Regions from separate parts of the Mus musculus genome. Here regions 2, 3, 4, 5, 6 and 7 are each linked to region 1. A link is a loop called in an ENCODE intact Hi-C map of the cell type or tissue named here. Cell type or tissue: heart. All regions are shown on one strand. Each heading gives the region's core, and the rest is flanking DNA. Links, peaks and the distances in the headings are about the cores only.

The links. A loop is a pair of places that touch in the nucleus more often than their neighbours do. Peaks named below come from ENCODE experiments on the same cell type or tissue, not always from the same donor. Only the 100,000 strongest peaks of a DNase experiment are listed, where the experiment ranks them.
Region 2: a loop joins it to region 1, with 6 times the contacts of the local background. A loop is called at or near these places in 21 of 42 quality-filtered maps.
Region 3: a loop joins it to region 1, with 4 times the contacts of the local background. A loop is called at or near these places in 20 of 42 quality-filtered maps.
Region 4: a loop joins it to region 1, with 4 times the contacts of the local background. A loop is called at or near these places in 5 of 42 quality-filtered maps.
Region 5: a loop joins it to region 1, with 4 times the contacts of the local background. A loop is called at or near these places in 14 of 42 quality-filtered maps.
Region 6: a loop joins it to region 1, with 6 times the contacts of the local background. A loop is called at or near these places in 27 of 42 quality-filtered maps.
Region 7: a loop joins it to region 1, with 2.2 times the contacts of the local background. A loop is called at or near these places in 7 of 42 quality-filtered maps.

Annotation. Positions count from the first base shown.
Region 1 is chr13:56,655,850-56,660,151 of GRCm38, forward strand. No RefSeq gene overlaps it. Among named protein-coding and RNA genes, the nearest start is that of Gm40961, 7.5 kb to the right of the region's middle. In heart, for the core only: a CTCF peak has its summit at 2,445 (motif pointing left); a DNase peak (open chromatin) is centred at 2,472; H3K27ac peaks cover 1,520 bases.
Region 2 is chr13:56,473,583-56,477,884 of GRCm38, forward strand. No RefSeq gene overlaps it. Among named protein-coding and RNA genes, the nearest start is that of Il9, 6.5 kb to the right of the region's middle. In heart, for the core only: a CTCF peak has its summit at 1,937 (motif pointing right); no DNase peak of the experiment used is centred there.
Region 3 is chr13:56,553,930-56,558,231 of GRCm38, forward strand. No RefSeq gene overlaps it. Among named protein-coding and RNA genes, the nearest start is that of Lect2, 7.5 kb to the left of the region's middle. In heart, for the core only: CTCF peaks have their summits at 644 and 2,176 (motif pointing right); a DNase peak (open chromatin) is centred at 2,272.
Region 4 is chr13:57,257,739-57,262,040 of GRCm38, forward strand. No RefSeq gene overlaps it. Among named protein-coding and RNA genes, the nearest start is that of Gm33197, 13 kb to the left of the region's middle. In heart, for the core only: a CTCF peak has its summit at 2,375 (motif pointing left); no DNase peak of the experiment used is centred there.
Region 5 is chr13:56,733,457-56,737,758 of GRCm38, forward strand. It overlaps Smad5 (SMAD family member 5), which reads left to right. Exons shown (of 7, transcript NM_008541.3): 6 at 2,344-2,600; 7 at 3,879-4,302. The coding sequence ends at 4,022. Among named protein-coding and RNA genes, the nearest start is that of Gm45623, 18 kb to the right of the region's middle. In heart, for the core only: a CTCF peak has its summit at 2,235 (motif pointing left); no DNase peak of the experiment used is centred there.
Region 6 is chr13:56,573,434-56,577,735 of GRCm38, forward strand. No RefSeq gene overlaps it. Among named protein-coding and RNA genes, the nearest start is that of Gm32759, 10 kb to the right of the region's middle. In heart, for the core only: a CTCF peak has its summit at 2,367; a DNase peak (open chromatin) is centred at 2,518; H3K27ac peaks cover 1,685 bases.
Region 7 is chr13:56,756,337-56,760,638 of GRCm38, forward strand. No RefSeq gene overlaps it. Among named protein-coding and RNA genes, the nearest start is that of Gm45623, 4.7 kb to the left of the region's middle. In heart, for the core only: a CTCF peak has its summit at 2,331 (motif pointing left); a DNase peak (open chromatin) is centred at 2,335; H3K27me3 peaks cover 860 bases.

The DNA of each region.
Region 1 (4,302 bases), core at 58-4,057:
AATCTTGATTGTCAACTTGGCTTTTAGGTGGTCCCTGAGTGCTGCCTGCTGTAGGAGCCCTCCTCCATATGGCAGTTAAGACCCCCTGTCTGCTTTGTTCTCTTTGGCACTGTGTGTTCATCAAGAATAACTAGAATTTAAGGCTTGAGCAAAGATGTCAGGCTGAATCTCCTACCTGCTCACTCTGGTGGTGGTGGTGGTGGCGGCACATCCAGTTCTAGTGTCTCTTGTAGTTAAATCTCTCTCCTTTACAAAGCCCAGGGTCTGGGCTGGGGGTTCGGGTGAGAACGTGTTCTCTCTGCACTGGATTCATTTCCTTCAGTAGAAACTCGTGTTCCTCCCAGCTTGTCCCTCCCAGTTCTGTTCGATGGTGTCGTGTCTGCTCAGGTAGGTAGAGGGTAGAGAACCATCTCTCATCCACGTATATAGCCCCAGGTGTGTCTATGTGAGATACAGCAGGGTACGGGCAGAGGCCTGAAGACCCACAGTCAGGACGACCGTATGTGACTGTTCTGTGACACTGGAGACGAGGCAGCATGTTTAGACAAGTGGGATACCATTGGCCAGCCTAATCAAGGCTTGTCAACAAGGTTGGACGGTGTTCCAGCAACTGTCAAAGGGTCTAGAGTAGAGAGGAATTGGTGCTGAGGATAGCTGTGGGAGGTGCTCCCTGCACTACACCCTCCTCCCCCACCCACCCTGCACCATCTCACTGGGATCCCAGGGACTTTCTGGGCTGAGGAAGACCTCCCCACCTCCACATAGCAGCCTGGCTTTTCTCACACAGACCCCAAGATCCTAGGGACAGGCAAGTTTTGCTAGACATGTTCAGGACAAGAATTTAATATCAGAAGCAAATGTATATGTCTACGTGCACTAACTCATTTATTTTAGCAAATACTTAATCTGGCCTCCTGGATCCTAGATGGTGCGTAGCTACCACCACAGTAGAAAGTCTCTACCCCCGAGTGATATGTCCGTGATACACAAGTGAAGACAATTCCCACGGGTATCCGGAGAGTGTACAGACCACTAGAAAGGAAGCAAGTAAGGCTGGGGGTGGGGGTGGGGTTGGGGAGACTTCTCTTAGCATCTTACATGTGCTCAGCATAGACACAGGACAGAGAGAAAAGAACTTGATTCTTATAAAGACCTACAGAAAAATCCAGGGTGGCCACCTTGTGGGGGGAGGGGGAGGTCTCACCCTGGGATCAGGTCCTTAGCATAAACAAAACGCTGGACGGCAGGGTGTATAAGCACAAGGACCTGACTTTGAATCTCCAGAACCTCAGGTGACATCTAAGTGTGACCTGTAACATGTCACCACAGGGAGGTGGAAAAGAAGATACCCTGTCTCAAACAAGGTGAGAAGCGAGGCCTGAGCCTGACTTTTCTTCTGACCTCCACACAAGAGCCATCACACACACACACACACACACACACACACACACACAATTAAAAAAAAATACCACTGTGGTGGTTTCTATAGGAATGGTCCCCAGGAAGTGGCACTATTAGAAGGTGTGTCCTCAATTGAGTAGGTATGGCCCTGGAGGAGGGGTGTGGCGTTGTTGAAGGAAGTGTGTCACTAGAGTTGGGCTTTGGAGTTTCAAATGCTCAAGCCAGATCCAGCGTGTCTCTCTCTTCCTGCTGTCTGCAGATCCAGATGTAGAACTCTCAGCTACTCTCCGGCCTCATGTCTGCCTGTGTGTCACTATGCTTGTTGTCGTGATAATGAACACCTAAGTGTATGAAGCCACAATAAAATGCTTGCTTTTATAAACATTGCTATGATGATGGTGTCTCTTCCCAGCCATAGAAGCCTAACAAGCACAAAGGTTTGATACTCTGACTGTGATTTTCCCAGCATCTCTGCCTCCACGGTATTTGCTTTGTCCCTGGTTATATGGAACTGGCAATAAAGACTGTTCAGTAAAGGACTCAGAGATTCCGTGGGGAGGAGTGGCCACGTAGACCTTAGCAAGTCTCACAACCATCCAAAGTATACTATCAACCATTGGATTAAGCAAGTTAAGAAGAACAAATCACACGGCCAATATTCAAAATGAGAGTAAAGTGCCAAGGGATGCCAGGCAGTCAGAAACCCAGGACAGGAAGAATAAATAAATGGATGCTGACCAGGGAATCCTAGCGTTTAGGAGGCCTTTTGATTGGCCCTCCAGAGTACAGGAAGATGGCGCTGTTGTTAGTATCTGCTAATCGAGGCATCTGAAATTACTCAGCTCAGGCAGCCAGACATATTGCAGACTTTGTAAACAGGTAAAGAAAGAATAGCCATTTTCCTGTTCTCCACTCTCAATCCCCTTCCCCTATTTGTCTCATCTGATCCTGGCCTTGGGGCTGGCTGAGGCTGAGAGAAGCCTAGGTTTAGGAATAAGAATCAGCAGGCATGAAGGCAGGGGCCAGCTGCGCATCTCATGTGCTCCCCCTGGTGGGCAAATGCCTCTGGACCTCATGAAAAAATGCCCCATATTTGGGAACCGGAAACCCTAGTTTTCTATATTCAACTATAAAGGACCTCCTTTTAGTCTTTGAAGTCAAACAGCACTGGCTGCATGAGCTGGTGCCCGGCTGTATGTCCCACAGTCCGGGGCACCCCTCTTCCTGCCCTTGCTCTGCTGCAACCACACTGCTTTCCTGGGTCCTTGTGCACCAGCCTGGAGCTCTATCTCCTCTCTGCTCTGCACCCTCCTCCCGTTCAGCCTGTGTCCTACCCAGCTAGCAGGAGCTCACCTGAATGCGCCCAAACACTGCCTCCTATGGTACAGGATAGGACTGAGAATACTTCCCCAATGCCTGCCACAATGCATAAAACAGTTAGCAGTAAACAGAACTAACATGTTACGAGAATGAATAAGTGTATAAGGTTAACCAGCAGATCCAGTACTGACGTGGCAGACTCGCTGTGGGTAAGGCAGGATACATCTTTCAGGGTTTGTGTCCAGAGGCATCGGCCTAGGTGCTGGGATTAGCCGGAAGGGCGCAATGGTAGAGCCGCTTCTGTTACACCCCCTCTTGTTTGAGAAGCCTGTACCCATATCTGGGTGTGTCCTTGGCCTCTCTCTTTACTAAAACCCAAACTCTGCTTCACACTGGCTAGTCCTAAAATATTACGCTGAAGCCACAAATCCCTGTTTGGCCTAAGTCAAGGTCCCTAAAAATGAGGAGAGTGCCTCTGGCTGCTGTGGGTAACAGAGCAGAGCCTTTGCCGCTTTCCCTGCCCCTCCCCCACGGTGGGGGGGTGTTACACAGCGCCTCCAGTTTGTATTAACAGAGTTTGGCAGTTCCTTAAAAAGCTAAACACTCACTGCAGTGTGATCCAGCCTCTCCACTACAAGATATTTACTCAAAAGAACACACTCGCAGGGCTGGAGAGATGCTCAGGGGTTCAGAGTGCTTGTTGTTCCTGCAGAGAACCCGGGTTGGGTTCCCAGTTCTCACATCAGGACTCACTACCATCCTAATTCCAGTGCCAGGGGATGAGACACCCTCTTCTGAGGGTACCAGGCATGCATGTGATACCCGTACCTGAAGGCAAAACAATCATAAAAAAAAAAAATCTTCTAAAAATTGACGTTTGCAAAAACAAAATCTCATACGTATTCTTAGTGCCCTGTAGAGGTCTGAATGAGAATGGCCCCAAAAGGCTCATCTATTCAAATGTTTGGCCCTAGTTGGGGGAACTGTTTGGGAAGGATTTGGGGGTGTGGCCTTGTTGGAGAAGGTGTGTCACTGGGTCAGGCTTTGAAGATTCAAAACTTCACAGGCCTGGTCTCTCCCCCACACCATTTGCATATCGGCGTAAGCTCTACCTACTGCTCCAGTGCCATACCTGCCTGCTAGCTACCATGCTCCTTGCCACAATGTCGATGGATTCACAAAACTGTAAGCAAGCCCCTGATTAAATGCTCTCTTTTATAAGTTGCCTTGGTCATGATGTCATCACAGCCATAGAGAAGTATCTGAAACACACCTTCATTCATTATAACCCTGAACTGAAAGCTGAATGTTCACAAACAGGTTGGTTTTAAACAACCTGTGGGAAGGGAGTGGGGAAATGAGACTCTTGAAAAGCTGTTCTCAGAGTCAGACTGCCGCAATGCTCTTGAGTTCAGCTGGGCCTGCTTGCTGTCTATTGACCTTTCCTCATACAAGGAGCCCTGGGAGGGCCATAGTTTCCTCACCTGAGTACCCAGCCACTCTCTAACCAGTTGTATGCAATTCTGCCCTAATTGCACATGGCCTCAGGGTGAGGGCCTTAGCCGTACAACAGCTTTGAAA
Region 2 (4,302 bases), core at 131-4,130, 180 kb before region 1:
CAGATGCTGACAACACCTGTAGAACCAGCAAGAACAAATTACTGGAGAGTAGGAAGACCCAGCCATCTCTGCCCAGTGCCAGGTGGGCCACAGCCATCATCCTGAGCTTGGACTCCCTCCCTCCATGATTGCAGACTGTTTCTCTCCCCAGTCTAATGATGGAAGGAAGCAGCAGACCATGGACCAGGCAGCCACCATCTCTTTCAGCTCTGGATTAGCACCTGAGAAAAACAGGCAAGACATTCTGTGCCCACGGATGATGAAAACCCAGCATAGACTTGCGCTCCCAAATAAAAGCACCGTAAGCCCCTTGGGTTGTTTCTGTGTGACATGCAGAGCTCTCTCCCTGGCTTCTGAGAGATCTTGGTCACCTTCCTCTCTATCCAGTTTAGGTCTGTGGAGATGTTGCCATCCCAGAGAGAAACCAGTGTGTGTCATTTTCTTCCCGGTCCTCGAGATTGAGAGGGAGGGCTCGGTGTCTAGAAAAGAACATATAGGATAGGAATATCCAAAGATTCTCTCCCAAGCCTGAGCAGTGTCATGTGATGGTGTCGTTGCGTGGCAGGTGACAGCCAGAGCTTGCAGGGGTGGGTGTTCTGTGGACATGACTTTTATGTGGAAATCATAATAAAAGGCACAGTCTGCTTTCCAGTGTGACGTCGTGCATCTGTCTTACCTCCTTTGGGAACCACCTAGGAGGTAGCACTGCTATTGTGTGGCATGCGTCCACATGTGTGCTTGCAGCAGCCACACCTACCGCACCCCCCAAACCCCTCTCAGCACACACGGCTGGATGTGGCTTCAGAGTCCTGCCCAACACTGTCACCTGGGCAGCCACCACCAGCCACGCAGAAATGTGGTCCAGGGTGATCTTATACCCCAGTGAGGAACTGTCCTCACAGCCATGTAAACAAGCCTTTAAGATCTTCCTTGGGGGCTGGAGAGATGACTCAGTGGTTAAGAGCACCATCTGCTCTTCCAGAGGTCCTGAGTTCGATTCCCAGCAACCACATCGTGGCTCACAACCATCTGTAATGAAATCTGACGCCCTCTTCTGCTGTGTCTGAAGATAGCGACAGTGTACTCCCATACATAAAAGAAATAAATCTTTTTAAAAAAAGATTTTCCTTGGTTTGCCCCAAGGAAGAGGTAGTAGGGGGATCCACCACCTCTATGTGATCTAGACCGAGCACCAAATCACAGCTGCCTCCCCCACCCCACCCCACCCCAGAGGCTGACATAGCCACTCTCCCCTGTGTAGATCACAGGTGTTTCCTCACAGTGCTCTCTCCACATCCATCCTCCACAGCTCTTGGAGTTCAAAGCCCCCTCCCCTGGGCAGCTCTGAACCCAAGGCTATGGAGCCCCTGGTGACTTAGTCATCACACGTGTGTTGAGCACCTGCTGTGTTGCAGGCACTGTCTCCAGGGGTAAGAGCGGAGGAGCCCCAGCAGAGTTTTCATTCTAGTTTACTAGACTCTAACAGGAAGAGGCTGGCTTCATTCCCACCACAGCACCACGGGCAGGTACTGAGGGTGCTGGCAAGGAGATGCTCCTGGTGTGTTACAGGATGCCGAGATGGACCCAGAGTACTTCCTCTATCCCATTCCAGGATATGTCGTGTAGGCGTGCCCTGGTGCCTGCCTTGGCTGCACAGTTGGGTTGGAAGAGTGGTGTGTTCAGAGGCCAGTCAGGATCTCCCACTGTGTGCTCCTAGATAGGCAGAGAGTTTACTCCTCTGTAGTGAATGCATAGAAGGCAGCTGGAAGCCCTTCTGCTCGTCTGAGACATCGCTTGCTGTACAGTCCTTGCGAGATCCCATGTGCACATGAGAAAACAGGAGTGGAGAGGAAGGCAGTATCTTAGAGTCATAAGAAGTTAGATTTTGGTCTTGTGGGACACTGTCTCTCAAAAGCCTGTTTGGCTGATATGCCATAGAATCACCACTTGATGGCAGCAGACATCAACTAAATCCCAAGGCTGTCTGCTAGCTGGTGACCTGTAGAGCATGGGTCCTGGGCACTTCCCTCCCTGTCTCACTGTTCGCCTTGCCCCAGGGTGCTGTCCTTTCCTTGGGTTCCAGCCTCAATGCCTATCTGCATAATCTCCACATGTTCTGCCCACGTGGGCTTCTCTTTTCCTCATCTATAAAAAAACAAACAAACAAAAACAAAAACAAAAGCCAGTCTTCCTCCGCGATTCGGGGCTGCTCAGCTTTCTGCTCGGAGGTTGACAAAGGGTGGATGATGTATCTGTGTACCCTGGGCCTGGTCTGTGTGAAACCCCGAGAGCCCCAGCTGCCCCTTGGTGTCTTCATAAGCATGCTTTGGAGTGGGGTAGATGTAAATACTGAGTCGGTCTTCGAATGCTCAGGACACAGGACAGGTTATTGGTCTGGGTTCTAACTCCCAGAATCCTTTGTGCTAAACTGTTGTCAAAGAAGATTCCAGAAGCATGTGATTCAGTTGTGACATTCAGGGAGCTGTATACCCAGAGAAGCGTGACTTCTGGCCACTGGCCGAGCATAGAGAGGGCTCACTGGGCTTGGTTTCCCTGAGCATGGAGGGGGCCCCTCTGGGTTAGGTAACCCAAGTCCTAAGAACGGTGTTCACGGTCTCATAGCACGCCATCTTTCCTGCACCTGCATGCTTACTATGGTTGTGGAGTCATCGAACCGCGTCCTTGGGTGCGTGGATGCAACTTGTTTTTATTTTCTACCTAAATTTAACTGTCCTCCTCCTCCCCCCAGCTGGCCTCACTTCTCCCACCCCCACCCCACTAAGCCCCATTCTATCCAATACCCAGGAGTGGGTCTGGGGTGTGATTTTGCCACTTGTGGGGAAATTTTAGGAATTCCAAGTGAAATGTTCAACTCAAGATGGCTCCCTTTTCCGTTTGGAGGTGACTTTGGATTCTGAGGCTGGGATACAGCCTCAAAGGATACAGCCTCAGGAACCCCAGGTGTGCCCTCCTCATCCCAGGTGTGCCCCCTCCTTACACCAGGTGAGCCCTCCTCACTCCAGGTGTGCCCTTCTCACCCCAGGTGTGCCCTCCTCACTCCAGGTGTGCTCCTTCCTTACTCCAGATGAGCTCTCCTCACTCCAGGTGAGTCCTCTTCACTCCAGGTGAGTCCTCCTCACTCCAGGTGTGCCATCCTCGGACTTTGTCTGCAGGAGTGAATCTTTTTTTTACTCAACTTTACAGACAAGCCAAGGGAAAGCACCAAGCTGGCAGGTGGTTTTGATGTGGCAGCAAGCCTGGGTTTCTATTGCTCGGCCTCTCCCCCTTGCAGTAGCTGGTGTTGTCTTCTGAGACCATCCCAACCACCAGCATCCGCCTGCCCCTCCCTGCGATCCTGAATGAGTACAGTCAGCACAAACCACAATGAGTAGTCTGACTCAGAAGACCCAGATGCAGGGGAAACCACCCGGGTTGCCATGAAGCCAGCCAGTCAGGGTGCTGCAGAAACCTCTGTTCCTCCTGGAGATGACCCAGAGCCAGAGGGAGCATATGTGAGCCCCAGGCTGGAGTAAAGCTGTCTTGTACACTCAGCTCCTCAATCCCTTAGCGACACCCTGAAACCCAAACAGCTCAGCCAACTCAAGGTTGTTGTGACTCTTTCGGCTGTCAACCTTAACCTATCCGTGTGAACGTTCTTGGGCTTTGAATATTGATGCGTTTAATTACAGAATTTTGCCCCAGGTCCTGTTATGGGTGTTATGTAAGGATTGGCACATGAATTGTGCATTAACTTTTGAAAGGACTAAAGTGGGTGAAATCTGAACCCTTTCTGACCTTTGCTTGCTGGATAAGTGAGTCTGCCCTGGGGCTGCGGTGAACCCATCTGACCCTCAGGCTGTCAGAGGAAGTAGTGTAGAAATCTCACACAGATAGGAGAGCGACAGAACGGGGTGGGCAGAGAGAGGGGTTGGCAAGCAGAACCAGCTGGAAGTGGCTCTCTGCTTTTCAGTTTCCACCAGCTGAAGGCTCTTGGGAACGTCTCCAACCTGGAAAGCTTCGACTCTCATGCTTATAAAGAAGAAATGCCAGTGTCTACTTCCTGCCAGTCCCGAGTTCTGCCTCCTGGTACAAACAGAAACAGTGCAGAATGTGAAGTGTTTGATCTGATGATTATTGTAAATGAGTGGCACTCCCTCAGCATCTCCTGTCTATCACACATTGAGTGATAAGTTTGGAAGGATTTGCCTCATTTTTGGGGGTGGGGGTGGGGGGCAGGAACCACAGACCAGAGTTAGGCACAACACAGACTCAGACACCCTCCTTATTCAATGCCCTGTGTAG
Region 3 (4,302 bases), core at 227-4,226, 100 kb before region 1:
ATATTCTTTCTTTCATTGTTTTTCTTTTTGAAATTTTATTTTAGCTACAACATTTCTCCTTTCTCTTTCCTGTCTCCAGCACCCATTTACCCCTCCTTTGGAAGCTTGTACACAGGGTACCATGAGAGCAAGTCCTCAGGGAGGGGGCATCGGGGTCAGTTCCAGATTGTGAGCCTCTGGGCCCTGCTTCTGAAGTGCAGGGTGCCATCAGCAAAGGGGACTTACTTTCTACCTCTAGGAGACAACCAAGGACAATAGCAGTAGGCTGTATGTTTGGGGAATCTCTTAGCCCTGGGCAAGACCTCCAAAGAGGGCCGCTAATGTCTGGTTTGGAGTTTTTATCAGGTGGTCTTTGTCCCTTGCAGAGAGAGCCATCAACCCCATGAGAAAAGTTTATTAAATTATGCGTGTATTTTCATACGCTAAATTATGTAAATAGTATCTTTTCTTGTGGCTTTTCCAGATGTACATATTGTTATGTTACCTCCCTCCTTCATCTTCCTGAATTTACCTCCTCCCTCTTCCCTAAGGACTCTGCACTTTCCCTGTTCCCCCATCAGCTCACTTACATCTTGCTAGCCCCTCTTCCCATCTCCCTGATGAGATTACTTGTATCCTGCTGTCCTGTCTCTATTGCTCCCCCCAGTGCCCAATCCTGGCAATGGTCCTGCTATACAATCCTGGTTTCTATGGTTACAATGGGTTATGCATTCACTGCTGAAGATTTGGGGCTAGAAAGGCAACGCCTGTCTTTCTGAGTCCGGTAAACCAGCCTTTCTTCATCTGTTTCCCAGTTGTTGGATGTGTGGGTTGGTCAGCACTTTCATATCAGTATCTCTGATCTTTTATTTGACCTGTAGTTTGAAAGCCTTTGAATAAAGCTGGGGCAGGGGGAGAGGTAACCTTACCTTCAAAGGACTGTTGGTGACCAAACATCCCAGGCTTCCTGCTGGTCCTCTCTCAGAAGAACCTACCTAAAGGTGTCAGACCACTGGCTTCTCACCATGTGGGTTCAGAAATCTAAAATAAGGCCAGAGCCTCTCTAGCTATAAAGCCTGCCTATCGTAGTCATTGTCAGAGAGTCAGTGCATGCACATTTCAGCTTCTGTGGATGCTTTGGGCACTGGGGACCTTGTTGTAGTGATGAATCCATACCCTTTCTACCAAATCCTCCCCTCCCTCCCCCAGACAGACAGACAGATGGACGGACAGACAGACAGACAGACAGACAGACACACACACACACACATACACACACACACACACGCACATCCAAATGAAACAGAAACCATTTTAAGCATGGGGAATTAGTGGGAACATTTTGGGTGGTGAAATAAAAAGAGGGGGATTTGATAGGAAATAATTTTAACATAGGGGATGAAGTCCAGGCTTTCTAGTGGCTGGAGGTAGTCAGCTTACCCTAGAACCTAACAAGCATTTCTCAGCAAGCCATTTCTTTGTGTATTGTTGAAATGAATAATTATAGATGGGGCAGGGTCGTGGCCCTTACAGCAGACTAGAGACCATGCTTGGTTGTTTACTTTAAATTTGGTGTAAGCAATGGAAGGCACCACTGTCTCTTGATACAACGTATAGTTTATACATACAGTGTAGCTTTGTAGCACGGGTAATGTAGCACTTCAAGGTCGGAGTGATATCACAGGAGACTTTCTGGTCAGAGGCCCCTTTAGAAAAATTGTCTATTTCTAGCTGGCAAGAGTGCAGGATACAAGCCATGGATTTCTTCATGTGTCCAAAGCAGACATCACTAGTCAAGCCTTGGGATCTATCAAACTACATTGATGTTAGCATGAGGATTAAAGTCCACTGGCCACGCCTAGTAGAGTGGAATTTAATCCAAAGTCTCACTCTGAGTCTTTCCAGTACCCAAGTCTTGGATGTAGAGAGAGTGATTCAAGTGACTGGGGACCAAATTAATGAGCACACAGAGAGAGGTGGCAGCTTGAGAGACAGGTAGGTAGATCGGTAAGGATTATGATGTTCAACGGAGACAGTTCCTATACAACACAACACAAAACATACTTTCTATGACTCCAGTTCTTGGGAAAGTGTTTATACACCCTAAAAGGCAAAGAATTTAGAGCTTTTCCCACCACTATTGTGGTCCTGTGTGAAATTGTCCCCTTTCCCATGAAGAAATGGAATAAAAATTGTTCCCCACTAGAGGTCACCAAACAGATTCAGAACCTCGAATGTCCAGACTTCCTTTTCTGCTCAAAGGCTTATTTTCCACAGTGTGTCCCTGGAGGCTGGCCAGGCAGCACAGCAGCCCCAGATTAAACAGGGCCAGTCAGGGTGTCCTTATCTCTTTAAAAATGGAGGGAAGAAGTATACCATATGTAATAAATGTCTGTGTCTTTGCACCTGTGACAGATTTAGTTTTTCAATTGAAATGTCACATGACATAAAACCCTTTCAAATTTTATAACACCTGGCTTCTTAATATCTTCACAGAATCACAACACAACTCTCCTTCCAGGATGCTGTCATCGCCTCTAAATAAGATACACACTATCAGCCACCCTCCCTCCATTGCCTCCAGCTGCCCACCCCCATAACTCAGAGTCTACCTTTCCCTTCTATGGTCTTTACTCATTCCGGATCTTTTACATGAGTGGAATCATGTAACCATTGATATTTTGTGTCTGGCTTCTTTCACTTTGAGTATTGTTTCCCAGGTCCATTCACAGTATAAATGCGCCACAACTGTCATGAATAGTGCATCTGTGAGCTGTTGGATCCCATTATAGATAGTTGTGAGCCACCATGTGGTTGGGGGGAATTGAACTCGGGACCTCTGGAAGACAGTCAGTGCTCTTAACCTCTGAGCCATCACTCAAGCTCCCTCAGTGTACAGGTTTTTGTGGGGATAAGGTTTCAGCTTCCTTGGGTGGACACATAGACACATAGAGGAGGAATTGCTGACACAACTGTGTTGAACAAGGTGAGCTTTGATCTGCACTGAGCCTGTGATGTCTGAGTCTGATTTTCCCTCAACTCTGCCAACACTTGCCTCCAGCCGAGTGAGAGGTAGACTTTCAGGTTTGTACTATAACTCCTTTTGCCTGCTGACTCGTGACACTGGGTGTATTTTCATGGACCAAGGCACACTAACCCTTTCTTTCTCTCATTTGGAGAAATGTCTATTGAAATCTTTTGCCCGATTTTCTTGTTTTGTGTTATTTGTCATTTTGTTGTTGCAATGTCAGCGATCTTTACATATTGTGGATACTAGACCTCTTCAGGTACCTAATTTCATGTTTTGTCCTGTCACATGGGTTGTATTTTCACTCCCTGGACAGCATTATTAGCCACATAGAAGCTTGGAATGTTAATGAGATTCTGAGTTTGTGTTCACCTTTAGCAGTTTGTGATTTATAAGTTATATCCAAAAAACATCTTCTAAAACATCACTTCAATTATTTTTAGATTTATTTATCTAGAATTGATATACAAAATTGGACGCCTTTAATTTATGCCTTTTGATGTGTTTGGATATATGTACATACACGAGATGCCATCACCCAAGTCGAGGTACCAAATGTCCACCATCACCAGACGCTTCTTGCCCTTTTTCAAATGTGGTTTGTTGTTATCTTTCTTTCAGGGTAAGAGCAGTAAACATGAGCTCTGTCCTCACAACACACTTTAACGTTCACATGCCACCGCTGTGAACTACAGCTGCCATGTGGAATGTACGGCTTACTTCTAGAATCGTTTCGTCTTCTCTGGCTAAACCTTTATGCCCGCAGAGCTTGTTATGTCTTGCTTTCTCCTGCTCCCGCCAACCACCTTCCTGTTCTTGCCTCTTTGTTCTCAATCTCACATAAGTGGAATCATGACCTTGACCTCCTGTGCTTGGCTTGTTTTACTTTAGTAAAATGTCCTCCACGTTTATCCATGTTGGGCTAATGGATATTTTAAGACTGAATAATGTTCTACCATACTCACATGGTCACTGGTGGATACTTCAATTCTATTGACTGACATTTGATTGTATCTTTACTATTGTGAGTAATATTGCATTGAGTGTGTGTGGGGGGGTATGTATGTGAATGGTTCATTGAATATAGAGGTGCAGGCATCTGAGACCCTGGTTTCTATTCTTTTGGGTGTTTACGTGGAATGAATGGCAAAGTCGCATGGTAGTTATACATTTTAAGCAGCGCGGAGCTGGAGACATGGCTCAGTGGCTAATAACAATGGTTATTCTTGCAAAGAATCCAGTTTTGATCCCCAGCACCCACATGGTGGCTCACAACGATCTGTGTAACTCAAGTT
Region 4 (4,302 bases), core at 85-4,084, 600 kb after region 1:
TTGTTAAAGTAACTTAACAATGAATAGGAGTTATGTCTTTGTACCCCAGTAGCTCCCTGCCAGGACAGGATGTCTCTAATGGCTAGTCAGGTGAAAGGAAGCAAGCACAGGTAAGGGCCACCGAGCACCTGTGGGGTGGCTGGGATTGGTGTTGGAGCAGAGACAGGATATGGCAGGGAGAGCCATGCAGGATCAATTAAGCAGAAGTGAGCAGAGGAGAGGGCTGTGCTTAGCAGGATGAGGAAGGGGCAGAGGTGAGCCTTGGAGGAAGGAGCAGAGGCAGAGGGGTGCAGGCCCAGGCCAGGGTGGCTTCCTTCTCTGACACAGAGCTTACCGGGCACAGGGCAGGAACACTGCAATAGCTCCTTCTTGGAGCTGGAGATAGAGCCACTGTAGTCTTAAATCAGTGCTCATTGCAGTTGTCAATCAAAGGCTGCTTCCCTGTGTGACTTTCCAGAGAAAAGAAACCTCGCTGATCCAGCCATCAGGGCCACACCTGGTGTTTTCTAAGGCCTGCTTGAGGTCCTCAAATCCTGCAAATCCTGTCAAAGCTTCTGGTAACGCTGACCAGTCAGGCGATTTTTGAACACAGTGGGAAGATTGGCCCTTCCCCACCTCTAGTCGAGTTTAGGCTTCAGGAACTAGAAGAATATCAGTGTACTCTCCCTACATCAATCTTTACTCCCTGACCAAGTCTAGAAGTTTTTCTGAGGTTACCAGTAGTGACATTTCTGTACGATGATTAACGTTTTCCTGGAGAGATAACCACAAACTGAGGCAAGCGTAGAGAATAGGTTTATAGCGTAGGACTCCACTTGGTATGGGCTGTGTACCAAACCCTTTGAATAACACACTTGGCAGCTAGAGATCCTTTCCTCTACTTACTATGCACACATACCCCCTCCAAACAACACACCTAGCTACCTGTTGGTACCTAGGGCCACCTCTTGCATTGAGCCACCTGCATACCACACTGGAGAACACAGTAGAGTTCTCTTCCCCTTACCAACCACCAAACAGATGAGTCTGTTCATTTGTACTCAGATAATACCAGGTACAAGAGTGAAAAGGACAAACAAATTGAACTGGTTTGGGGTCTATATAAGGCAAACTGTGCCTTCAAACTTCTAGAAAGGGTTCCCTACTTATCATCTTATGCTTCTGAATAATTGATCATGCATATAAAATAGATGCATTATGGGAAGAGACATGTAGAGTGAAAAAATGGTTATATAACCTGTCAATCAAAAAAAAAACCCCCCACCCAAATCTTAACTTTAAATGATAACTTTAGCAATGAGCTCTCCTTTCCTCAGTCCCCATTTGAAACAGCTCCAATCAATATCCTGGGCCCTCAAGTGTAGTCAGTCTCCTGGTTTCTGTAGATCGTAACACTGTATCCCCCTAATCTGTACTGTTGTTTTTCTGTGATTAGAATATTCTTGCTACTTTGTAATCAGTGCAGTCTACTCTTATTTAAAAAGACAGGAGAACTGGAAACCTCAGGCCTAGTGTTGTTGGGAACAAAGGTCCTCTTCACCCCAGATAAAGCACGGATGAAGCCGGACCAGAGCAGTGAACCATTGCACCCCAGTCTAGATTTGTGGGCCAGCTTGCTTGGGTTACTCACAGAAGCATGGGTGATAGGCAGATGCCTCACTGGAAACCCCAGAGGAGTATGGGTAGCAATTCTGGAAAGCTACATCATTGGCATCTCTGATGCACCTTGCAGGAGATCCCACCGCACCCACCCCACGCCCAGCCTTTGTTAACTGTTTACATAAGGTCAGTGAGAGGCCTCGTGACTTTCTGGTGAGTCTCCCGAAACTCCTCAGTCCCTCCAAGAAGAAAGCCGCAGCTCCCTTTATCACCAAGGGAGGCAGACAGCTGTCAGCTCAGAGCAGGGATGGACCAGAACCTGAAGATGCTAGGAGGGGGGCGGGGCATCATGGGACAGGCCTGTCTGTCAGGCTTCCTTGGAGCTGTGGGGGCGATTAGATGCTTGTGGAGCCAAGCTTGATTAGACCAATGGATTCCTTGGCTGTGGGACGTTTTTCTTAAACTCCCACCACCCTAAACCATGTGGCATGGGATTCCTTTTCTATTATTCTAGCTAGGATGTGTGCAGGATTGTATGCGTATAGAAAAGGCTTTTCCTTCATTAGCAGCAGTGGAACTTTCCAGGCCTCTCTGAGGTGATTAGAGGCATATCCACAAGCGTGGAGACTTTAGAAAGCTTGACTCTGGGTAGCATCTTTTCCTGCTTGCTCAGCCTTGGGAACCTGGAGAATAGCTTTATCCTGGGTCATCTACCCTGGCTGATGTGAATTTCCTGCCTAGCCTCAGTTCCAGTTTGGTCCTTTACTGCCCTCTGGCGGCCAACTGGGTTCATTGCCTGTGGATTTGATGCTTCCCTTTCCCCTTGAGTGACAGACACTCAGATGGATGGCTACAGTGTTGCATCAGGGAGAGTCCACGATGGTTTATGCACAAAGAACACATCGCCCCCCACCCCCACCCCAGCAAATGTCTGGAACTTCGATAGGACTATATACCCTCGTATCCTGTGCTTTTCCCTGATACACACATTACTCTGGCAATGATACAGTCTAGGGCTCTTGATTAAGTTTGTTTTCCCTACCAACCAGTTAAGGAATCAAAAGGCAGAACAATCTCAGGCAGCTCAGGTAGCAGTGGCGAGATCTCAGACACCTCAGACAGGGACAGGCAGATCAGCAGCTGAAGAGGCATGGGGGGAGGGGGGGCGTGGGAGGGCTGTGTGAGAGAGATGAAACACACATGTACAGCAGACAAGCAGAGAAAAAGATCCTTTGCAAAGCAGAGGGGACTCGGAAAGCTGGAAATCCACTGGGGGTTTTAAAGTCTCTGGTTCTCCCCTAACTTAAGTCGGCTGCCTAGAAGGAGGGGTGATTGACTGGGTGGTCTGCAGTTGCTGTGTAACCTGTCCTTGATCTCGTCAATCCAGTTCACCATGGATGGGGGGGCTGCTTGGGGGGGGGGCAAAACCTTTCTACAAGACCTTTGTTTTAAGCTGCCAGGCTTTTGTCTCAAGTCAAGAGGGTGAGGAAGGAAGAGGTGGTCATCTTAGTAAGTCACCTTTATTACTTAGCAATGGCTACTCTCCCTATCTGTCTACCTACCAGGGTTTCTATCTAATTCCTGGTCTCTCAATAGTTTATACATTAGGCACCGTAAGAGAGTAACAACACCAATCTTTTTTGTTGGTTTGTTTGTTTGTTTTGGGGGGGGGTTGTTTTTTTTTGTTTGTTTGTTTGGTTGGTATTTTTTTTTTTTTTTGAGACAGGGTTTCTCTGTGTAGCCCTGGCTGTCCTGGAACTCACTCTGTAGACTATGCTGGCCTCGAACTCAGAAATCCGCCTGACTCTGCCTCTCAGGGCTGGGATTAAAGGCGTGTGCCACCACGCCCGGCTTTTTAAAAATTTATTTTATGTATGTGAGTATACAGTTGCTCTCTTCAGACATACCAGAAGAGGGCATTGGATCCTATTACAGATGGTTGTGAGCCACCATGTGGTTGCTGGGAACTGAACTCAGGACCTCTGGAAGAGCAGTCTCTGGAAGTGCTTTTAACCACTGAGCCATCTCTCCAGCACAACACTAATCCTTGACAAAACAGAACAATGTTTACAACATACCCAAAGTATGGCAGTAGACTTGACACCTAAGACAGCTGTGCGGATAGAGGCAGAGAAGTCTCACTTCTCCCTGGCCCTAGCTGCTACATACTGGGTATAAGTCATGGCTTTGCTTTGCTCTGGAAGGACCCCGTGTGTAAACTGTAGAGTTGGTTCTATACTTTTACTTTTATGCATGTTTGTTTTAATTTGCTCTTTGCATTCTGCAAGCACATGACTTAGAATCTGTTGATGAGGACTGGAGAGACGATTCTGTGGTTAAGCGTGCAGATTGCTCATGGAGAAAGCACTGGAGTTTGGTTCCCAGCATGCACCTGGATCCATTCACAGCCACTTGTACGTCCTGCTCCAGAGGATCTGACATAGCTCCTGGGCTCTGCAGGAATCACACCCAAGTGCCCAAGTACACACATCATACACACATGCACACACAAGCATACACATAATTAAAAAGGAAAACATTATGTCTGAAAAGAAAGTCTGGGGCTGCAGGCGTGGCTCTTTGGAGTATTGCCTTGTGAATATTGCCTTGTGACTTACTGAAGATTCACAACTCCTATCTAATAGCAGTTGTTAGCTATATAGGCCTACAGGACTGCTAAACAGTGGGCTTCCAGCAAGGCTT
Region 5 (4,302 bases), core at 303-4,302, 78 kb after region 1:
ATGTATATATATGTATGTATATATGTGTACATATGTGTGTATATATGTATGTATATGTATATAAAATCTTGGAAAAATATGTGCATGTTAAAGAGGGATTAGAAATGTAAAAAGTATTGCACTTGGAGTGTTTGCTCCTGTAAGATTAGCACAGTATGGAGGCAGTGGAGTTTGGGGTGGAAAATAGAGTATGGATATCCAGAGACCTCATACGTCAGAGTTTCCTTATAAACCAACATGGATCTTGGTTGGTAGCACTCTGCATACTTCATGGGATGCAGTGTCACACCTCAGAGGGTCCGCCTCTGTAGGGTGTGCTGCATGTCCCAGGAGCTGGAGCGGCTTGGCTTGTGTAGCCTGCTGTTCTGTGCTCCTTTGATTTACATCTTAGTGGGAGTTAGCAGCAATGGCAGACAACAATAATTGTGGTAGGTTTTCTTATGGATGAGATTCAGAAAGATAATCTGAAGCCAGGTGCAGTGGCTTACACATGCAATCCCAGCACCAGGGAGGCTAAGGCAAGTAGGTCCCAAGTTCAAGGCCAGCCTGGGCTACATAGCAAGACATTCGTAATTCAAACAAACAAATAAAAACACCCCAAACAAACAACAAAACAATGTGAACAGTTTTTATTGATTTTGTTGTCAACTTGTCCAAACCTTTTTTGTGAACTGTGTCTCCTGTATATGTTTCTCTGTCAATTCCCCTACAGTGAGATCATTTAAGGGACATCTCTTTGGATCAGTTTTCAATTACTTACCAGTGTTCCCACTCCAGAATCCATTTCTGTTTACTCAGAAGCAAGCCACATTTTTTTAATACCATATGCTGACACAATTCTGTGACTTCTGTTTGAACAGAGATTTACATTTATGGAGATCCTGCTAAAGTAGGCATTTTGTGTGAACACAGACAATAATGGAAACATGTCCATTGAGGGCAGTCAGTGTTCTCTCTTATCTAGAATATGGCGGTTGGCAGCATGCTGACTGAGTGAAGCAAGACTGTGTGCTTCTGAGCAATAGACTGTGACACCCGTTTCCTTTATAAAAAAAAAACAAGCAAGCAAACACAAAAACAGCAAATCCTCCTATCCCCAGAAGCACACAAATGTATTCTATAGAAGTGTATGTAGCTGTCTGAGTTACGGTTCTATATCTGTCAACAGACGCCATGACCAAGGCGGCTCTTACAAGGACAGCATTTTATTGGGACTGACTTACAGGTTCAGAGGTTCAGTCCATTATCATCAAAGTGGGAGCATGGTAGAGTCCAAGCAGACATGGGGCTGGAAGAGCTGAGAGTTCTTTATCTCCATCCAGAGGACGCCTGTCCTCAGGCAGTGGGTCTCAAAGCCACTCCCACAATGACACATTTCCTCCAACAAGGCCACATCTAATAGTGCCGCTCCCTGAGCCAAGCATATTCAAACCACCACTGTAACTCAATATGTGCTGCATTTAAAGGATATACACCAAATTTGTAGCACTGTCTACCTGTGGGGAAGAAAATCTTGAGGTACTTCTTAGATATATTGGAAAAGCATTTTCTGAGTCAGCTTCTTAGTAATAAAGCTTAAATTTTACTATCAGAACTGGTTTCTCATAAATATATTTCTAGAAAATTTTAAAAAGTTATATTATTTTGTGTGTATAGGTATTTTGCCTACAGGTATGTCTGAGTGTTGCATGCATACAGTGCCTTTAGAGGCCAGAAGCGGGCCATCTCCTGGGACTGGAGTGAGATGGTTGTGAGCCTCCATGTGAGTGCTGGCAATCCAGTATGGGTCCTCTTCAAGAGCAGCCAGTGCTCTTAACTTTTGAGCCATTGCTCCACTTTCATTTACAAACAAACAAACAAACCCAGAAGTAAAGAGAGAAGGCTTTTAAAAGCAAAGGAAGATGAGCCTGCTATCTTAAAATTTTCTGTAATCTGGCATCACATATGTGTGTCTGGGTTTCTGTGGGTAATGATTAAAATGCTGTGGTCTTCTTTGTTAGCAAACAGGGTGGAAAACATCACTAACATTTATGATGACTTTTTGGAAAGTATTCATAAAAAGAAATGTTAAAGAGCACCTTTTCCTTTCTAGAGAAACAAACGGTGATGAGAAAAGGGAACACAAACTCCGGGGTCAGGCAGTTTACAAACCTGCCAACTCCAGCCCGAGGCTTGGCCTCTTGAGGCTCTCGTAGAGTTGTGGAGATAATTTCTGGCTGCTGAAGGCCATCTAGTGGTGGTTGTAATCTGAGCATTACTGGAGTTTGCTGTGCATCCTGGGTGCTTTGGTGGTGTCTCACAACCATTTGCTAAGCCATCTCTCTTGTTGCCTGTCTCTTTAAGGTGTTCATCTATACTACGTTGGTGGGGAGGTGTACGCTGAGTGTCTTAGTGACAGCAGCATCTTTGTTCAGAGTAGGAACTGCAACTTTCACCATGGCTTCCATCCCACCACCGTCTGTAAGATCCCCAGCAGCTGCAGCCTCAAGATTTTTAACAATCAGGAGTTTGCTCAGCTTCTGGCTCAGTCAGTCAACCATGGATTCGAGGCTGTGTATGAGCTCACCAAGATGTGTACCATTCGAATGAGCTTTGTCAAGGTGAGTAGCTACGGTGTATAATGTGACTTCAGTCATTGTAAGTGTGCATGCATTATAAGGAATTATTAAATGAAGTTAAGCAGTGTTTTTGACTCAATTTCATACATTTGAGTGAACTTTTTGAATTTATCCCTTTAACCATATGATTCATTTTGTAATCTACACATAAGATCCAAGATTAATTTCAATAATGGGTAGAGGTTTGATTTACAAAGTATTTCATCTAATAGACTAAGTTATTAGAAAGTATTTAACATTAACATTGCATTTTGACTGGCTCCAGTCCCACTGCAGTAATAGGGACATTTATAGTGCTTTATCACTTGTGTCTCAGGCCTGTGGCAAAGGACTTATAAGGCCTGTCACTCTCATGGCCTGAGCTCACTGACCATTATAAAGATTGTGTCTCATTAACAAAATGTTGAGAGACTCAGAGTGGTGAGTTTCAGCAGTTGGAAGTGCACCCTCCTGGGTCAGGAAGAGCAGAAGTAGGCTTGTGTTTTGTTTTGTTTTGTTTTGTTTTGTTTTGTTTTGTTTTGTTTTGTTTTGTTTTTTTATTTTGGCATGTAAGCCCAGTCCACACTTTCCTTGCTGTTTATCAGAGGTCTGAATTTACTTTCTCTCCCCCTTTTGAAGTGTGATTTTTTTTTAATTGTCCAGTTCCCCTGCTGCCCCATTTCTCTTTCCTCCATCCCCCTAGTTTCCCTGGAGCAGAGCTACTATAATCAGTGGGACAGAAAACTTGATAAATCAGGAAAATGAAAGTAGAACCAAAACCGCCCCACATTTTTCAGTTTTTATCCGAAGCTTACTTTATCTGGTTAATTTCTCACCTTTAGGGATAAGGGCTTGATGTGATTCTGGCATACAGTGAACTACATGATATGGGTCGGTCAGTGTCCATACTCTCTCATCAGATACAAACACGCAGGGACAGGAGCCCCCCAAGTCTGCCCCATGAGGGCGTGGGCTTTATTTACTCAGTGAGAATATGTATCACAGCACGGCATGATTTAGCTGTGAAGGATCATAGTCTGGAGTTTTTGTAACAGTTAAACATGTTCTTAGTCCTATGGGTCTGTGTCTGAGAAATTCTGTTATTTGTTGAAGAGTTGAATACTGCAGATGTGTCTTTTAATACCATATGTGAGTGCTTACTGGTTTTCTGTAGTTTAAGTAAGTCTTATGTGTTTCTGCAGTTAAGCTTTTTATTGTTAAAGTTAGTGTGGACTGTTGACTGTTCAAGAGCGATTTGCTTTGCTGCCTGTTCATTTCCAGGGCTGGGGAGCAGAGTACCACCGACAGGACGTCACCAGTACTCCCTGCTGGATTGAGATTCACCTCCACGGGCCTCTGCAGTGGCTGGATAAAGTCCTTACTCAGATGGGCTCTCCGCTGAACCCCATTTCTTCTGTTTCATAGTGCAGAAGTATTCTTTCAACTATATTTTTAGTGGACTTGTTTTAATTTTAGAGGAATTTCCAGTACAGATGCTGTGAGCTGACATGGAAAACAGATATTATTTTTTCTACGTAATTGTGACCAACACATTTGTATTTTATGATGATATTACATTTGTTTGTATTCGTGTTCATTGTGATTAACTTTCAAAAGTATTGTAAACGATGTAGAGTATTTTGCCCCTGTTGAAATGTTTAGCATTGATCTTAAACTGGAACGTACTTTTTCTTATTGTCCCAAC
Region 6 (4,302 bases), core at 54-4,053, 82 kb before region 1:
AAATGGCCTTTATATACGTTGTGCCCTGAACATCATTGTACTCGTGAAGTAGGCTTTCCCAGACCATGCCTATGTATGCAACTGTCTCGTGTTTTCAGGAAGTAGCCACAACTCAGGATAATATCAAATTTCAGTTAGAAAATAGTCTCCATGTCTTTTCCCTGCAGTAAGTTGGAACATGCCTAATTCACCAAATATTTCATCTTTATTATTGTTTTATGGGGGGGGTATGTAAGTCCTTTAAGACAGAAACATTTATAAGGAAAATAAAGCCTTCTGTGTAAACCAGAAATACTTAGATAATGTGATCAGTGCTGATGAGAAGCTAAGTCCTTGGGCATGTCTCCCTGGTGATGTGGTGCCCATGGTATTCATCAAAACCCCCAGTGTCCAGCATCGTGCATCCTCTGCACGCTGCGGCTCAGGAGGAATTACCTGAAGTTTATGTCTCTTGAGCAAACTTGGCCCAGGAGAAAAGATCAAAAGCCATGGCGTGACGCTGTTCTCTGGTGGAAAATGGAAGGGCTGTGTTAGTCCATTCGGAATGCTTGGATGAAGCACTATAAACCCAGCTGCTTATAAACAACAGCCATTTATTTTTTTGCAGGCTGGAAGCTGGGATTTCCAAGATCAAGGGGCTGGCAGATGTGGCGTCTGGTAAGCAACTAGCTCCCGACTCACAGAGTGGAGCCTTTTCACCAAGACCTCTCATGAGCCTCTCTTCCCATTCATGAGCCTTTCAGATCCACAATCTAACCACCTATCAAAGGACCTATTTCTAATACTGTCCTGCCGGGTGGGAGTGGGGTATACCTTCAGACCTCAGCAACTTGCTCTCAGGATAGTAAAATCTACACATTTTAATTTTTACACGTATAAGAAATATCTAAAGAAATTAGAGGGTGACCTATTTTCTTGAGGACTTGAATGTTGAGTTGCTCCCAAGTTATCCACCCGAGTTTGTGTACTGCAAAGCTCTGAGGACATCTCAGGGCTTCTAAGTACAGTGAGTGACCAGTCTGTAAAGATCTGTGTATTATATCAACAAAGGCCATGCTTCCCTGGTTAACTTTATGATGACTTCATAAGGGAGGGGGAGGGTTTTTCCTGGTAGTCTGTGTTAGATCTTCAGTAAGAACATTTCTGTTTGAAATGCTATAAAAATGTAAAAGTTGTGTATCATCAAATTGCCCCGAAGGCTTGTGATGTCCAGGGTTATCCTCACACCAGCCATCCCCAGTTCAGCTGGACTGCTCACCAAAGCCAGTCACATCTGGGCTGGTTGACCATGGATGTTTCTTAGAACAAGGCAGGTAAGGGCAGGGGATTTTTTCCTGAAAATCCTACCAACCACTTGCATGCCGTTCTTGCCCCAACTGCTTGTGGCCTCAGGATCTCTGAGATATAAGTAGGGAGATATAGACTGGAGGAGGGGACTCTAGCTCCACATCATGCATGCTGGGTGCAGACCTTCCAGTGTGACTACTCTGCTGACAGTGGCTCCTCCACTAATCTATAAGTGAACCTAACACTTCCCCAGAGTAAACTTGGATTAAAGGATGCTTTGGTTTGTCCTTGAAACATAGAAGGAAGGTAGATATTGTTTATATCTCCCTGAGGGAAGAAATTTTAGCAATACCATGCCTAATCCATTGCAGTGTGTTCCCAAGTCTATGGTTTGGGTGTGTGTGTGTGTGTGTGTGTGTGTGCGTGTGTGTGTGTGTGTGTGTGTGTGTGTGTGTGTGTGTGTGTGATTCAAACTGCTTTCTGGTTGCCTAGATATATATATATTTGAGTACACAGTGTGCTAGGGAAAACAGGGTGCCTCCCACAGATCACCAAGCAGAGCTCACAAACCAGTCTGTGACAAGCGCTCAGCTGATCTTTGAGATCATGGAGAGCCTGGGAGTGCCCTGTCCAGGTCTGCCTGTAAGAAAAGGCTAAAAGGCCCACTCTCTTTTCGATGATCTTTGGAATTACTAGAACCAGGAAAGCGATTTTTTTAGCTAAGGACACTTTTGTCTTCTTTTCTTGTCTACCGTTCATTCTGCCAGACTGAAAGAGGCTATTTGGGGCTGTCTCATGCAGAAGAACTTGAGGTAGGCTCGTGTGGAGGAACATTAGAGGACACTTTTGTCTTCTTTTCTTGTCTAACATTCATTCTGCCAGACTGAAAGAGGCTATTTGGGGCTGTCTCATGCAGAAGAACTTGAGGTAGGCTCCTGTGGAGGAACATTAGTCGGAGGCTCCTTGCAGACAGGACCAAGACAAGGAAGCTAGTTGGGCCTCCTCTGTACTCTCACTCGGAGGTGGTTGTCCAGCCTTGTTCCTGTTAGCCTGCAGTTCAGTCTCCCAGCCCAAGAGGGCGCTCTTACTCACCAGAGCACCTAGGCTCATCTCAGCAAAGTAAAACAACCTCCCCTTTGTGCGGCCTGAAAACCACATCTCTGGTGTCTGGCTTAGGTCTCCTTCTGATCTGTTTACCCCCAGACCTCTCGTGTCAGGTCTTCATTTGCCAAGTTACAGAGAGAAGAGTCTCCAGTCCATGATTCTGCCGTATTCCACTCGGTCACGTGAAGGGGGCAGATGGGGTGGGGATGCAGGCCGGGGAGCCAGAGGCCACGTGGAGCAGGACATAACTCACTTTATCTCAGCAATGCAGGCATTTGTGTTTGAGAAGAGCGTTCTTCCTCCCTAGGAAAGAACATCTGGAACATTCTTCCAAATGAGGATCAAAACAATGACTTCAGATGAAGCAGCCTCACTGGAGTAAACACAGCCCAGAGGATCCCATGAAGCAGTTCTGCGTGGACTCTGCCAGAAAGCGGACTCTGGGGCTGGGATTTCAGGCCAGCTCAGAGTTACACCCCTGCTCTCTTGAAAAAGGCTCTGAACCCGTGGACACTACTGGGAAGGGCCTTAGAGATGGGCTCAGTTGCCACCCAAGAGCAGAAGGGACCCCATGACAAACAGGGCACCTACAGCCTTCTGCCCTGTGGCCCTAGTCCCTCCTCTCAGAATGCCTGCATATTCGACAGTCAGCCTTGTCCTGGACCAGACAATTCAGCAATCACATTTGTTGACTAAAAATCAGCCTATCTGCAATATAAATATTCCTTTCAAGTAGCCACATTACTCTATCTGTGGAACATGTAGAAGGCCTGCTCTGTGTCACTTTTCTGTTCAAATGCAGTCCTTACAGAATCCCAGCTACTCAACAACATCTGCTCCGAATGTCTCTAGGATTTATGTGGCCACATGGCCAACTCCATGTATAAATGCAGATTCGGAGCGGGTTCTCATCCAGGATACAGTGAAAGCATCTAGGTCTGCCATCCGGTTTGTTTCATGTCTTAGGACATCACACTGTCAACCAGATGCCCATATATCCAAGTTTGTTATTTCGGTCAGTGATGCACGATGGCTTCAGATGTATATGCTCCCAGTAATTAATTCTGAATAGAGTATTTGGCATTAAGTCATCCCATGACTGCTGTGGGCAAGAGAGAAGTAACAGGTTCTATTAATTCCACTTGGCAGCTGGAAACTCTTAGTTACAACAAATCCAAGCAACCAGTGCTCACACAGGTATTGACACACACACACACACACACACACACACACACACACACACACACAAATCACATACACTCTTACACAAACTTATATACATACACACATATTCACATGCACACATGCACACACTAATGCACACATACATGTATATACACACACTCACATACATAAATATACTGTACTGGATGGTTTTGTGTGTCAACTTGACACAAGCTCGAGTTATCACAGAGAAAGGAGCCTCCCTTGAGGAAATGCCTCCATGAGATCCAGCTGTAAGACATTTTCTCTCTCTCTCTCTCTCTCTCTCTCTCTCTCTCCCTTTCTCTTTTAGAGTTTATTCAGAGCATGGGGAGGGGAGTTGAGAGAGTAGTAGAGACAGAGAAAGGGAGAGAGAGAGAGGGAGAGAGACAGAGAGAGACAGAGAGAGAAACACAGAGAGAGACAGAGAGAGATTAAAAGAACAAAGGAGCAGAGGAGTAGAGACCGGTATTGAGCATGTGGAGAGAGAGAGGGGAGGGGAATGGGGAGAGAGGGGGAGAAGGAACAAGAGAGCAAGAGGACATTTTCTCAATTAGTATCAAGGGGGGGGCCCATTGTAGGTGGTGCCATCCCTGGGCTGGTAGTCCTGGGTTCTATAAGAAAGCAAGCTGAGCAAGCCAGGGGAAGCAAGCCAGTAAGCAGCATCCCTCCATGGCCTCTGCATCAGCTCCTGCTTTCTGACCTGCT
Region 7 (4,302 bases), core at 216-4,215, 100 kb after region 1:
CGTGGGGTAGGGCCGGGATGGAGGAGTAGTTCTGGGTCCTTGTGCGACTTGATTGAAAGGCTTGGCTGGCTCGGTTTGGGGCCTGGCCTGGAATTCCCTCCTGAGCTCTGGATGGGAAGTGGTGAGGCATTTTACACGCTTGAGCTGGGCACCAGCCTGGCTAGATGAGAGCCCAGGTAGTGGGTTCCCTGCAGCTGTGTGGGCAGCTCAGGTGGGAAGGGGCATCCTGGGACGGACAATGCTTTTGGATTGTATAGGGAGGCTTGATAGCGGATAGACTTCCCTACTCAGGAAACAGGTTGTGTTTCTAGGTCAAGGCTGTGGAACATGGGTCTGTGAAGAGGGCTTGGTGCAAAGGGAGGGTCCCTGCAGCACCACAGGCTCATGGCGGGGACAAAGGTCATCTCTGATCCTGAGGTCCCTGATGCCACTCACTCCTCCCACATGGCACTGAAGGATGCTGACGTCGTCTGAGTTTTCCCTCATGGCAGACTGTTTCTGTTCATGGCCCTATCCCAAATGGAGCAGGCTTGAGCTTTAGGGTTCATCTCCCGCACTGCAGCCCATGATGACACTGCCATTCCTGTATGTACCCCAGGCAAGAGATAAAACCCAGGAAGGGGAGTCACTTGTCAAGGTCACCCTGATGTGTTTGTACTGTAAGGGAGCCTCCAATTCCACCATCTGGGGGTGTCCACGCAGTCTATACAGGAGCACGTTGTCAAGCTGCCTTTCCTTGACAGAGTTGGAGGGGGTACATCTATATTGTCCTTCTGGGGAGCCCTCTGGTATCGATGGGGAAGCCACAGTTGATTTTCTGAAAGATATTCGGAGCCCTGAGGTTGATCACGTTCCCTGAACATCCACGGGCAGGAAATTAAACAAGGCTGGTACTGAGTAAATGCAGAGATGAAGTTTACACAGCTTTTTATACAAGCCAGAGCGACCTTCCATTAAGGGCGCTTTGTGTACTCACACATTTAAGTCTTGAGAAAGATTATAAAAGGGGGCTCTGAGGCCGCCGTTGACAGGCAGGGGCCACAGAACTGTGAACTCACAAAGACCTCTCTCCCATTACGCAGTTGTTAAGTGGCATGCGCGCCTTTCCTGGTGCCTGCCTGCAGAGACCTGGGGGACAGGGGCGGGGGGGGGGGGTAAGGACGCCCTCCTGCTATGTCAGCCACTTGCCGGGCTGTTGAGTGGAAACTTGAGAGATGGGGAGCACTGAGCCCCAGGATTTTGTAAACTTGCTGAAACGGTGCAGTGCTTGGTGAAGCCATTTCTGTTTCTTCTAAATGCTCGGGGAACCATTGTGAAACCGTTTATTGCCAGACAGGTTGGGGGTGACGGTCCGAGATGAAGAGACTTTGCTGTGAGGGAGCGTGGGTGGGCTCAGACCTCCTCTCAGCGAACTCTGGAGATACCCTTCCTGCAGAACAGGTTTTGGTTTGGGAGTAGGTTTTTATTCTTATGTTTTAACTGTTCCTGCCCCAGCTTCTGATTCAACCAGAGACGCATGGATTTGCCAGGACTGAGGACAAAGAGGAGGTACCCGTTCCTGGCATAGTAAACCCCACCTTCTGCGAGACTCCTCCTTCACACTTCCCTGTCCATTCTCCAAGCCTATTGCCTGTTCTCATTTGGAAAATCGGGTCATTTTGGAGTCTAATCTTGGGGCTATTTGTTGTTTATTTCTTAAAATGACCACAACTGGGTCATCACTGGCTACAGTTGCCGAGGTTATCTGTGAAAGGCCTACTAACCATTGGGAGGGGTGGTGGCTTTGTTCTTCTCGGGGTAGCTTCCATGTCAAGCTAACTGCATAGTAACATTGCTTTTTCCGTCTCTTGGTTTCTTTGGGTTGTGCTGAGGAAAAACTAATGTTACCCTGTTGGAGGGGGACCTCTGAGACGCACATGGGAACACCTACGATGAATAGGATATGTAGGTACAAGAAGCCACCCAGCAGTCACAGTACTGGGGTGATTCTGGAAAAGGGGTGGGGGAAGAACTCTATCAGCCAGGCCTGTGAGAGGTTCCCAAGCAAATGCCGCCCCATTGGAGTCTCTTGTGAGGCATGATGTAGGACTTAGTGGTAGTTCTGAGTGTGCTGATTCAACAGGAAGCTATCCTTTTGCTGGGCCGGGGCCGGAGACCCTTTGTAGCGTGTTGAATTCTGGGAGAAGAAATAGGTGGCAGGGGTTCACCCTTCCCCAGAAGCCTTCTCTCTTGGCTCTGGCCCCAGCAGGCAGTTCCTCCCTTCTGAATCTTCCCAGCCTTGGAGCGAACCATAGCTCTTGCCTGTGTCTGGGCTGGGGTGAGCGCCCCCTTGTGGTCAGTGTCTCTACCGTGTTTGTTTTTCAAGCTATGTTTTCACTGTAGCCAAGCTGTCATTGAACCTGTGACAACAGTCCTCTTGCCTCAGCCTCCCAAGTGCTGGGGAAGTTACAGAGTGAGGCCGGGCTGGCTCAGTGTGTCATGTCTGTGGTCAGTAGTTTCAGGCCCACTGGAATTCCAGGCTTCAGGACATCGTTGGGCAGATTACCTCTTCCTCTGGTTTACATTTCTGCTGGGGTTGCTTCCGCCCAGGCCTAGCCTCTGTTGCTGGGAACAGAGCTCTCAGCAGCTTCCTGCCTGTGCTCTTCCGAGGTCCATTCTCAGGTCTAGAATGAAGCCTGGAGTTTGTACACTTTTTGGGGCCCTCTCTGAGAATAAGACTCAGGATTTGGTTTTAAAAGTGAGCATTGACTTAGTACAGAAAACAGAATCAAAGTCAATGTTTAAAAAAAACCTGACAAAGGCTCCGAGTGTGGAAAGAAGATCAAACTTGCCAACGTAGCTTTCAGGCCCATGGTTTGGATGAGAATCACCCCCCCCCCCGCCCCCCAAGGCTCACATAGGCAATATTAGGAGGTGTGTTCTTCTTGGAGTAGGTATGGCCTTGTTGGAAGAAGTATGTCCCTTGGGGGCAAGTTTTGAGGTTTTAAACACTCAAAGCAGGCCAGTGTGGCTCAGTCTGTCTTCCTGTTCCCTGATGATACAGTTGTAGAACTCTCAGCAACCTCTCCAGCACCACGTCTGTCTGTGTGCCCCCGTGTTTCTAGAGGTGATAGTAACGGACTAAACCTCTGGACTGCAAAGCAGTCCCCAATTAAATATTTTTCCTTTATAAGAGTTGCTTTGGTCATAGTGTCTCTTCACATCAATAGGAACTCTAAGAGGAAAGACCTGCAGGGACAGTTCTTTAGTCTACATAGGCAGCCTGATGAAGAGGTACTGGGATGGCCCCTGTGACCTACAGTCAGCCCTGTGGCTGGAGCAGCATTCATCAGGAGGCTGAGGGACTCACTACCAGTCCATACCACAGTTGGGCCACCTGTGGGGATTGGTGTTGCTCCAGGCCATGGGAGAACAGGCTGGAGCTTTGGGCTACCAGCTCTTCTCAGGGATCAGTCCTGGTGAGGCAGAGACAGGGGCCCATTTGCCTCATACCACTCCCAGAAGACAAGGCCAAACCTCTGAGCCCAGGCTTTTTGAGGAGGCTCTTCAGTAGGAGCTCCTGGTAGCTGGCCTGGCCCGCACAGAGCCCGAGTCCATGGACACCAACCAGTCTGGAATTACTTGGTCAGCCTCTGAGAGTGTCCACTTTTGACACCAGCCCCTCTCCATCCATCCAACACAGAGTTGGCAAAAAGAGGGAGAGAGCCCATTTGCAGGAGGGTATTCATTTCAGATGGGAAACTATGACTTTCCCAGCAACTTGGTTTGTCTCCCCATAAAACTACAGTCAGCCCTCCCTGTCTGCATGGGCAGGTTCAACTGGCTGGGGGAGAAAATATTCAGGAAAACAGAATGTGTTAACCAGTTTGCCTTTTTTTTTTCTTTTCTGTTGTTGCTTTGTGAACAATGCAGGATAATAGCTAGTTAGGAAGCATTGACATTGAATTAGGATTATAAATAAACTACAGGATAGTGTGCTGCAAATCACATGCAAATAATGTTCCGTTTTATACAAGGACTTGGGTATTCAAGAATGTGGGTATCTGAGACGTCTTGGAGCTTGTCCCCCCTGGGATGGCGAGGGTGACTGGATGAGGATTTATTCTCTTGTTTTATAAGTGGCCAGTGACCCACTGCTCCAGCCAACCCTTTCCTGGCACCTTAGTCTGAGAAGGCCAGCTCTTACTCGCCCCCCCCCCTTTTTAAAATTTCCCCTCTGCCATGGGGACAGTACTGTCCTTTCCCAAGGAAAGCTGCAGGTCATAGTGAGCTGCTCTGGGGATTGTAGCTATGGGTAGGGGC